Regions from separate parts of the Homo sapiens genome. Here region 1 is linked to region 2. The links are chromatin loops, found by intact Hi-C in ENCODE. Cell type or tissue: dorsolateral prefrontal cortex. All regions are shown on one strand.

Region 1 (5,000 bases), 160 kb after region 2:
CAGAAGTTCTGCAACAGAAAGGTGAAATAGGTTCTGAATGTTAAGCAGTAAGAGGTTATGAAGAGCATCTCTGCCTGGTAGCACCTCCCAGGTAATTAGCTCCCTAATACTCATCAGGTGAGGGGGATGGCAGAAGAGGGTCCTTCCCACACCCACTCAGTGACATTTTCTCTTCTTTCATCAAAATTGTCCAGGTGGGCCGGGGCACTCTCTGCTTTTGAAAAGCCCCTGGTGCTGGGCACAGTGGCTCACCCCTGTAATCCCAGCACTTTGGGAGGCCGAGGCAGGCGGATCACAAGGTTAGGAGATCGAGACCATCCTGGCTAGCACAGTGAAACCCCGTCTCTACTAAAAATACAAAAAAATTAGCCAGGCGTGGTGGTGGGTGCCTGTAGTCCCAGCTACTCTGGAGGCTGAGGCAGGAGAATGGTGTGAACCCGGGAGGCAGAGTTTGAAATGAGCCGAGATTGCACCACTGTACTCCAGCCTGGGCCACAGAGCGAGACTCCATCTCAAAAAAAGAAAAAAAGAAAAAGCCCCTGGTTAGGGGCCTGAGCTCACCTGCAATCAGTCCCCCAGTTCCAGCTGTTGGGGGAGACAGGCACAGAGACACATGTGTGAGGCTGGCTTTAGACCCTCCTGCCATCCCAGCCACCAGCCAACTGCAGCCACACGAATAAGTCCAGGAGAGCCCAGCCCAAATTGGCCACCCACGGGACCATGAGCAAACAGAAATTTGTTCTAAGCCACTAAGTCTTGGGGTGGTTTGCCATACAGCAATTCATGACTGATACAGTTACCAATGCCCTTTGTTGAGTCCCCACTAGCCATTGCCGGCATCCTGGATGGCAGGACTGAGCCCTCAAATGCTCTGTCCACTCTTACCATCTAGAAGCCGCAGAGCAGGGCGCAGGGTGTGGTAAGGCAGCAGGAACATGGGAGATGGATGGGGTGCTAGGGCCTCCGCCTCCACCCCATTTCTGTCCCTCATATCCCAATGAAATGTGGAGGGAGGTACCTATGGGGACAGAGGTGGCCCAATCTCTGAGCTTTCCCATTTTGAGGGTCAATAGAACATAAAAATGCATCCCACCTGGACGAAGTGGCTCATGCCCATAATCCCAGCACTTTGGGAGGCCAACGCAGAAGGATCACTTAAGCCCAGGAGTTGAAGATCAGCCGGGGCAACATAACAAAACCCCCATTTCTACAAAACATTTTTTAAAAATTAGGCGAGGCGTGCACACCTTTAGTCCCAGGTACTCAGGAGACTGGGGCAGGAGGATCCATTGAGCCCAAGAATTCGAGACTGCAGTGAGCTATGATTGCACCACCACGGCACTCCAGCCTGGGCAACAGTGCAAGACCCTGTCTCAAAAAAAAATAAATAAATAAAAATAAAAATAAAAAATAAAAAAAAGCATCTCTGATTCCAGCAAGGACGAGGAAGGCTGAGATAGCTCTTTAGGAGTCTGTACTTACACAGCCGGTCTCAAAGCAGAATAGGGCAACCAATGATGCATGCAGACAGGTCCCTCTCTGAACTGTTCCCCCTAGACCAGGTGCGCTGGCTCGTACCTGTAATCCCAGCAATTTAGGAGGCCAAGACAGGCGGATCACTTGAGGACAAGAGTTCGAGACCAGCCTGGCCAACATGGCGAAATACTGTCTCTACTAAAAATAGAAAAATTAGCCAAGCGTGGTGGTGCACGCCTGTAATCCCAGCTACTCAGGAGGCTGACGCAGGAGAATTGCTTGAACCCGGGAGGCAGAGGTTGCAGTGAGCTGAGATCGCACCACTGCACTCCAGCCCGGGCGAGAGAGCAAGACTCCATCTTGGAAAAAAAAAAAAAAAGAACTGCTTCCCCTAAATTCCTAATTCTCTCATACAGCTCCTCAGGTCCTCCCTCCCAGGACAGCAGCCCACAGAATGGACATCCCTCTTCTCATCTTTCCCTGATCAAAATGTCCCCATCTTGTGTAGCACTCATTTTAGGCCCTGATCCTCTGTTCTCCATGGTGACAAGCAGATTTTTTTTCCTCAATGAGAATCTCCTCAGTTATGTGCTCGTATTTTAGCAAGGACCTTTGAGAAATATAAGGCCTTTATTCAGAGGACTGACTAATGGTGGAATCTGAGGCACAGAGGCAGGTTGATGCAGAGCTATTTAGGTGCAGGAGAGCCTCAGAGCTCCCATTAAATCATAGCCATGGCTGACCTGATGGAAGAGAATGTATTGTCCTTTCCATGAAAAGTTTTCACCTGCAAACCAGTATGCTGCTGTCAGGAGTAGGGTTATGCCCTTAGGGATGTGCTTACGCCTGGGCAACATAGTGAGACCCCATCCCTACAAAAAATCAAAAAATTAGCCAGGCATGGTGGCATGTACCTGTGGTCCCAGCTACTCGGGAGGCTGAGGCAGGAGGATTGCTTGAGCCCTGGAGGCTGCAGTGAGCTGTGACTATGCCACTGCCACCCCTGTCTGGGAGCAAGACCTTGTCTCAAAAAAAAAAAAAAGAATGTGTTTAGCAAATCACTGCATGCATGGATGGATGGATGGATGAAGCCCAAACAAGAATGGAACAAAAGACCTTGATCTCATCAGCCCTTGACCTCATCCAATCTTCCAAACTCTGGCAGTCCAGGCAGAAGACCAGAGGTCCCCAGCATTCCTTCTTTGAAATGTCAGCTTAGGGCCCACTCCAGGTGCAGATCTAAGAGAGAAGGAAGGCGTCTCCTCCAAGAACTAGTCCTCAGCACCCACTGCCTTGGACCAACAAGCAGCTTCTCCCCAGGGCTGTCCCAGAAACACTGGGGCAGGGGGCAGGGGGTGCTTCCCTGCACCCATTCCATCCCAGACCCCAAGTCCCACAGAAGTGCATGCTTCTGGAAAGAGCCTGAAATAGTTACACGATTCTGTCTCCGTTTCTTTTTCCCCCTCCTGCGCTTAAGTGCCTATTAGGGACAAAGGGACAGGAACAGAGGACAATAACATCTGTTTTTCCAACAAGCTGGTGACAATGCGGATCTGGAGGCGGAGCGTGCATCAGCACTGGGGCCCAGATGCAGCCCTGCAGCTGCAGAAGCAACTGGCACTCCATCATTTATCAGGGAGATCACCCCCCAGTCAGCAGCTCCTCACTCGCTGGCATGTATCCTCACCCAGGGAGCCATCGCTGCTCTCGCTGGATCAGGCTAACCTCTCACTCTTTTTTTTTTTTTTTAAATCTCTGGTGGCTTTCAGGAGGAACCTGGAAGCCACAAGTCCTCCAATCTTAGTCCTGCCGTCTCAAGATTAGGACCAAGGATGGGACACAGAGCATGGCGGGAAAAGCACTGGGTTAGAAGTCAAAGGACTTGGCTTCTCATCCCAGCTCTGCCATCAGCTCTGAGACCTTGGGCTGCTGGGTCTGTTTGGGGACATTGAGAGCAAGCTGTTTAACTTGCTGAAGGAGCCTCAGTTTCCTCATCTATAAAATGGGAGCTATCATACCTCAGTCATGGAATTGCTAAGAGTCTCAAGTGTGGCCGGGCGCAGTGGCTCAAGCCTGTAATCCCAGCACTTTGGGAGGCCGAGGCGGGCGGACACGAGGTCAGGAGATCGAGACCATCCTGGCTAACATGGTGAAACCCTGTCTCTATTTTAAAAATACAAAAAAATTAGCCGGGCATGGTGGCGGGCGCCTGTAGTCCCAGCTACTTGGGAGGCTGAGGCAGGAGAATGGTGTGAACCCGGAAGGCGGAGCTTGCAGTGAGCCAAGATCGCGCCACTCACTGCACTCCAGCCTGGGTGACAGAGTGAGACTCCGTCTCAAAAAATAAATAAAAAATTTAAAAAAAGAGTCTCAAGTGTGAGAACACACATACACGATCCTAAGTTGGCTCAGACACAGAGTGACTGGGAGCAAGGGGGTGAGCCACGGCCGTGTGTGTTTCTGCAGGTGACCTGGAGGCCACTCCTGCCTAAACCTGACTCCAATGCCCAGACATGGCTGAGATGATTTACATCAGTCAGACTGCACAAAGCAAATAGAATCAACCATCCATTCACCAGGCATGGTGACTCACGTCTGTAACCCCAGCATTTTGGGAGGCCGAGGCAGGTGGATCACTTGAGGTCAGGAGTTCGAGACCAGCCTGGTCAACATGGTAAAACCCCGTGTCTACTAAAAATACAAAAATTAGCTGGGTGTGGTGGTGCATGCCTGTAGTACCAGCTACTCGGGAGGCTGAGGTGGGAGGATCACCTGAGCCTGGGGAGGCCGAGGCCTCAGTGAGCGGTGATCTTGCCACTGCACTCCAGCCTGGGCCACAGAGTGAGACCCTGTCTCAAAAAAAAAGACAGAAATTTTGAATAAACAAAAATTTTTTTTTGGCCGGGCGCAGTGGCTCATGCCTGTAATCCCAGCACTTTGAGAGGCCAAGGCTGGTAGATCACTTGAGGTCAGGAGTTCGAGACCAGCCTTGCCAACATGGTGAAACCCTGTCTTACTAAAAATACAAAAATTAGCCAGGCATGGTGGTGGGCGCCTGTAATCCCAGCTACTCAGGAGGCTGTGGCACAAGAATCACTTGAACCCAGGAGGCAGAGGTTGCAGTGAGCCAAGATCACACCACTGCACTCCAGCCTGGGTGACAGAGGGAGACTGTGTCTCAAAAAAAAAAAAATTGTAAAAGTTATTAGATGTCTTCAATGGAAAACCAAGCATTGTTTGGAGCAGAGCCTTCCTGCTATTTGACTCCTGGCTGGGCAACATGGCAAGACTCTGTCTCTACAAAAATTAGGCCGGGCATGGTGGCTCATGCGTATAATCCCAGTACTTTGGAAGGCCAAGATGGGTGGATCACCTGAGGCCAGGAGTTTGAGACCAGCCTGGCCAACATGGTGAAACCCTGTCTCTACTAAAAATATAAAAATTAGCTGGGCATGGTGGCACGCACCTGTAGTCCCAGCTACTCGGGAGGCTGAGGCAGGAGAATCACTTAAACCTGGGAGGCA
Region 2 (5,000 bases):
ATCTGGAGGAGCTGCATTTTCACCCTCCCAGGGGAATCTGCACACCATACTTAGTGTGGTGCTCTCCCTCCCACTTCACAAAATAATTGTTGAACAGATTGTGTTGGAAAGAGAATTCCTGGATTATGGAGTCATGATTCTAAATGGCTGTTTAACTGTGTTTTCCTTCATTTCTTTAAAAAAAAGTTAAAATTTAAGTAAGTGAGTTACATGCAAAGGAAATGAGGAGCACTGCGCCCATCATCCCATGGAGGACAGTATTGAGCACCATGGGAGGAAGAGGCCAGGAGGTATCGTGGCTACTAGCGACTGCCTGCTGGCTTTTTGGACTTGCTCCCCACTTGTCTGGCATAGTATCCTTCATTGTCTGCCCCATCTTATACATGAGAAAAAGAGAGCCCAGAGAGTTCTGGGCCAAGGTCACACAGCATTGGAACTCAAAGACCAGTTGGTCCAACCCCAAAGCCGAGCTTTCCTCCTTCCCGTGCTGAGTTAGAGCATTTTTAGGCTGTCTCCTCTTGAGCCCCACTGATGGCTACTCTAGAGTGACAGAGAAGAACCCAGAGGTCCAGAGAGAAGTGACTCCTAGATCACACAGCTTGCAGCAGAACCAGGATTAGGATTCCTACCTGGAGATGCCAGGCTCTGCCTACTATGGGCAGGGCTCTGCCAGAACTGGGTGGGGAGATAGATGCAGGAGGAATCATGGTCCTCCCCTGCCCCCAGGGAGGTTACAGTCTCAGGGATAAGATGAAGGGCCCCAGCATGGTGACATGCAAGACCACGCCATCTCCTTAGTCCAGGACCACATCTCTAGACCCTGGCTTCCCACAGCACCGACGCTCTGAGCCTCACTTTGGGCCCTGGAGCATGGATCCGGGACACTAGGGAAGCTCTCTCTGCCCCTCAGTGCGTGGCCCTTTGAGGAATCCTTCACGCTGCCAGATTCAAATCACAGCCTCTACAGTTTATCAATCACTAGACCTTGAACAAGTTGCTTAACCACTCCGAGCTTGGTTTGTTCATCTGTAAAATGGAATTAACAATGGCACCCACTTGATAGGATTAATATTGGGATTAAATGAGTTAAGGCAGGTAAAGGGTTTAGAACAGTGGCTGGCATGGGGACACAGGAAGTGCTCAATTATTCTTCATCCGAGAATTCGTTTACTGGGCAAGTATGTGCATCCCATGCTGGGGAGGCAGAGGGGAGCCATGGACCCTGCCTGCCTGGAGCTCGTGTGCTTAGGGCCTGGGGAGGCATGGGAAATGGGTAAAGACCCTTGTGCAGGTGTGAGCTGCAGTGCAGGTGAGCACCGGGCATTTAGGGGCCTGGAGGCCAGGGGTCAGTGACGGCTCCCAGGAGAGACGGCAAAGCTTAATCTTTTTTTTTCTTTTTTTTGAGATAGAATCTCGCTCTGTTGCCCAGGCTGGAGTGCAGTGGTGTGATCTCGGCTCACTGCAACCTCCCCGTCCCGGGTTCAAGCAATTCTCATGCCTCAGCCACCTGAGTAGCTGGGATTACAGGCACCTGCCACCACGCCTGGCTAATTTTTGTATTTTTAGTAGAGATAGGGTTTCGCCATGTTGGCCAGACTGGTCTCTAACTCCTGACCTCAGGTGACCCACCGCCTCAGCCTCACAAAGTACTGGGATCACAGGCATGAGCCACCGCGCCCAGCCAGCAAAGCTTAATCTTGATAGATGAGGGGTCGTATACCAACTGGACAATGGTAGGGTCAGGCATCCAGGGAGGATGACAGCACAGACGGAGGCCCAGAGACCAGGAAGAGCCAGTCACAACTAGGAAGCTGCAGGTGCCCAGGATGGCTGGATGGCTGAGGTGTGACAGGCGGTGATGAGAGATGCCACCAGGAGCCTCAGCAGCTGGGATGCATTGCATTCTGTCCCCAAAAAGAAATGTATTGAACTCCTGACCCCCAGTACCTGTGAATGTGACCTTTATTTGGAAATGGGATCGTTGCAGATGTCATTAGTTAAGATTAGGTCTTACTTAACATTGGTTAAGATTAGGTCCTAATACGACTGGAGTCCTTACAAGAAGGGGAGGGACGCAGGGAAGAGAAGGCTGTGTGAAGACAGAGGCGGAGGCTGGAGCCACACAGGCATGGAATGCCAAGGGTGGCCGCTGCCACCAGGAGCTGGAAGAGGCCAGAGGGAGCTTTCCCTTGGGCCTTCAGAGACAGAATGGCCCTGCTGACACCTTGAGCTTGGACTTTTGGCTTCCGGACCTGCGAGAGAATACATATCTGTTGCTCTAAGCCGCCTGGTGTGTGACACTTTGTTACAGCAGCCTCAGGAAGCTATGTCCATGTAGGAAGGGTGGGCACAGCTGTGCCCAGATAGGGAGGGTCTGGCCATGGTGGCTTCTCTGAGTTCCCCTCAGTGCCCAGTGCTCAGCGGCACTTCACAGAGACCCGGCACCCTGCTCCCTGCTGGCGCCCCCACATCAGCCCTGTCTCTGCCCACAGTGCCCCTTCCTCACGCCTGTGTCCATGGCCCAGATCCTCACTGCAGCCAGCTCGGGGCTCATTGCTGAGAAATACGGCTGGCCTTGAGCTGGTGACGGGGCCCGGCTGGACTGGCATGAATCGTGTTTATCGCAAACAGGAAACAAAGGGAAAAAGGAAACAAAGCCTGGGATGAGGGGAGGGGGGCAGGCGGGAGTGAGGGGGAAGTGGGGGCCAGGCCAGGCGCTGCCCACAGAAAGGCCTATTAATTTCCTGATGTTTGCTCCAGGACCGAACAGCCCAGCGCCTGTTGAGGTTTATCTGTGTGGCTCAGCTGTGGAGCGTGCTGCCTGCCAGCTTCTGGGTGCTTCAGAGATTTGCCAGGCCCAGGAGGGGGCAGGAGGCGCCCGGAGCAGCTTCTGGCCCATCCATGACACCAGCCAGGGCTGCTTTTCAGTGCCAGTCATGGGTGAAATCGAGGTACATTCTGCCTGGTAATGAGGTGCCGCAGGCCTCAGCCAGGGCACAGGAATTGCTCTGCCTGCCTGGCCCAGCAGGTGCCCCCCAGCCCAGACTGACCTGGCCTGAGAAGCCAGTGGGGAGGGGAGTGGGGGTGGAGGATAGTGAAGGCAGAGGGTCAGCAATGAGGGAGTGGAGCTTATTGGGCACCACTGTATACCCAGAACCGCGCTCGCTTTGCTGCGTTGAAATAACAGTGTATTCGTTTCTTAGGGCTGCTGGAACAAGTTAACACAAACAGTAGACAACAGAAATTTATTCTATTACTGTTCTGTAAGCTACAAGTCCAAAGTCAAGGTATGGACAGGGTTGCCTCCTTCTGGAGGCCCTGAGGGAAATTCCGTTCCAGGAGTGTCTCCAGCTTCTGGTGGTGGCAATCGTGGGGTCCCCGGCTTGTAGATGCGTCGCCCCAAGCTCTGTCACATCATCATGTGCTGTTCTCCGTCTGTCTACGTCTGTGTCCAGATTTCTCTCTTATGAAGACAACAGTCATTGGATTCATCCAATGGAGACTGGAGTGCAGTGGCGCGATCTCGGCTCACTGCGATCTCTGCCTCCCAGGTTCAAGTGATTCTCCTGCCTCAGCCTCCTAAGTAGTAGCTGGGATTACAGACATGCACCACCACACCTGGCTAATTTTTGTAATTTTAGTAGAGACAGGGTTTCACCATGTTGGCCAGGCTGGTATTGAACCCTGATCTTAAGTGATCCACCCGTCTCGGCCTCCCAAAGTGCTGGAATTACAGGCGTGAGCCACCGATCCTGGCCCAAAGACCCTGTTTCTAAGTAAGGTCACATTCTCAGGTCCTGGGAAGTTAGGACACCAGCATATCTTTTTGGGGGACACAATTTGACTCTTAAGAAACTATTAACATTTCCTGACGGCTTATTTGCTGCCCAGCACTCTGCTATTCATGAGCTCTCTGATTGGATCGTCATAACAGAAATATGAGGTAGGCACTGTTACTTCCCCATTTTATTGATGAGAAAATTGAGGCTCAGAGACAAGTAGCTAAAATGTGGGCAGGTCCCAAATCGAGATCCAGACCTAGGAAGATATTACACAGAGTCACGCTGTGAGGTGAGGGATATAGAGTATGGCAGTCCGGAGCACTAAGAGCATTTAGTAAAGGCATGCAATGCGGTTGGAGAGGCCATGGTGGCTTCCTGGAGGAGGTGATGCGGAGGCAGAGGCTAGGGGGTCTTCCTGGAGGAGATGCTGCCGTAACAGAGATTTGGAGTGTGAGTAGGAGATTGTCATTTTACAGACAGGGAGACAGAGGCCCAGAGGACGGGAGGACAAGTCCAAGGTCACAGTGTTGAGGGCTGAGTGTGGCGGCTCCAGTCTCTGCATCTTGGGGCAAAACAAGACAGGAGCCCTGGCCCCCACTCTCCCTTCTTCCATCCCTTCCCCATCAAAGGGGTCCTGGTCCAACCCTGTTCCCTAGAGAGTGCCCTGGTGGTCTTGGCCATCCCCCAAAGGTGCTGGGGACATGACAGCAGGGCTGGGGCCCAGCTCTGCCACTTCCTAGCTATGCATCCTCGGGTACCTCTTCACCTCTCTGAGCTGCTTACTGCAACAGCAACTGAACAGGATCAAATAAGATGACAGATGTGAAGGTGGTTTGGAACCTAACACCCAGGAAATGTTGCCACTTCTAAAACACTTGAGATCCAATCACAACCACACCTCTCCCCCGACTCTCGCTGGCACACCCAGCTGCACCCACCACCCACTGTCCTGTGCCATGCTCTCCCTCCCCTCTGGGACTTCGCACAGGCTGTGCCCTGCCAGGAATGTCTTCTCCCTGTTCCTGTCTTCTTTGCAAACTCTCAGCTTTACAACATGCTGGCTGGGTGACCCTGGAGGAGTGATGATGTCTCTAGACCTCCGTTTCCACAAAATGGAGATAACTCACGTGCCTACTTCCTAGGCTGCGGTGCGAATGAGATGAGGTTATGTTCTTAAAGCCTTGAGGGCAGTAGCTGGTATTAGTCTGAGAAAATGGT

Evidence for each region. Hi-C counts contacts between places; a loop is a spot of excess contacts. Peaks named below come from ENCODE experiments on the same cell type or tissue, not always from the same donor. Only the 100,000 strongest peaks of a DNase experiment are listed, where the experiment ranks them.
Region 1: it touches region 2 in a loop (2.9-fold over the local background); 1 of 110 quality-filtered maps calls a loop at or near these places.

The regions. Positions count from the first base shown.
Region 1 is chr1:11,299,881-11,304,880 of GRCh38, reverse strand. No RefSeq gene overlaps it. Among named protein-coding and RNA genes, the nearest start is that of UBIAD1, 29 kb to the right of the region's middle. In dorsolateral prefrontal cortex, no CTCF peak of the experiment used is centred here; a DNase peak (open chromatin) is centred at 3,080; H3K4me3 peaks cover 646 bases; H3K27ac peaks cover 359 bases.
Region 2 is chr1:11,456,774-11,461,773 of GRCh38, reverse strand. No RefSeq gene overlaps it. Among named protein-coding and RNA genes, the nearest start is that of DISP3, 20 kb to the left of the region's middle. In dorsolateral prefrontal cortex, a CTCF peak has its summit at 2,880 (motif pointing right); a DNase peak (open chromatin) is centred at 2,713; H3K27ac peaks cover 2,221 bases.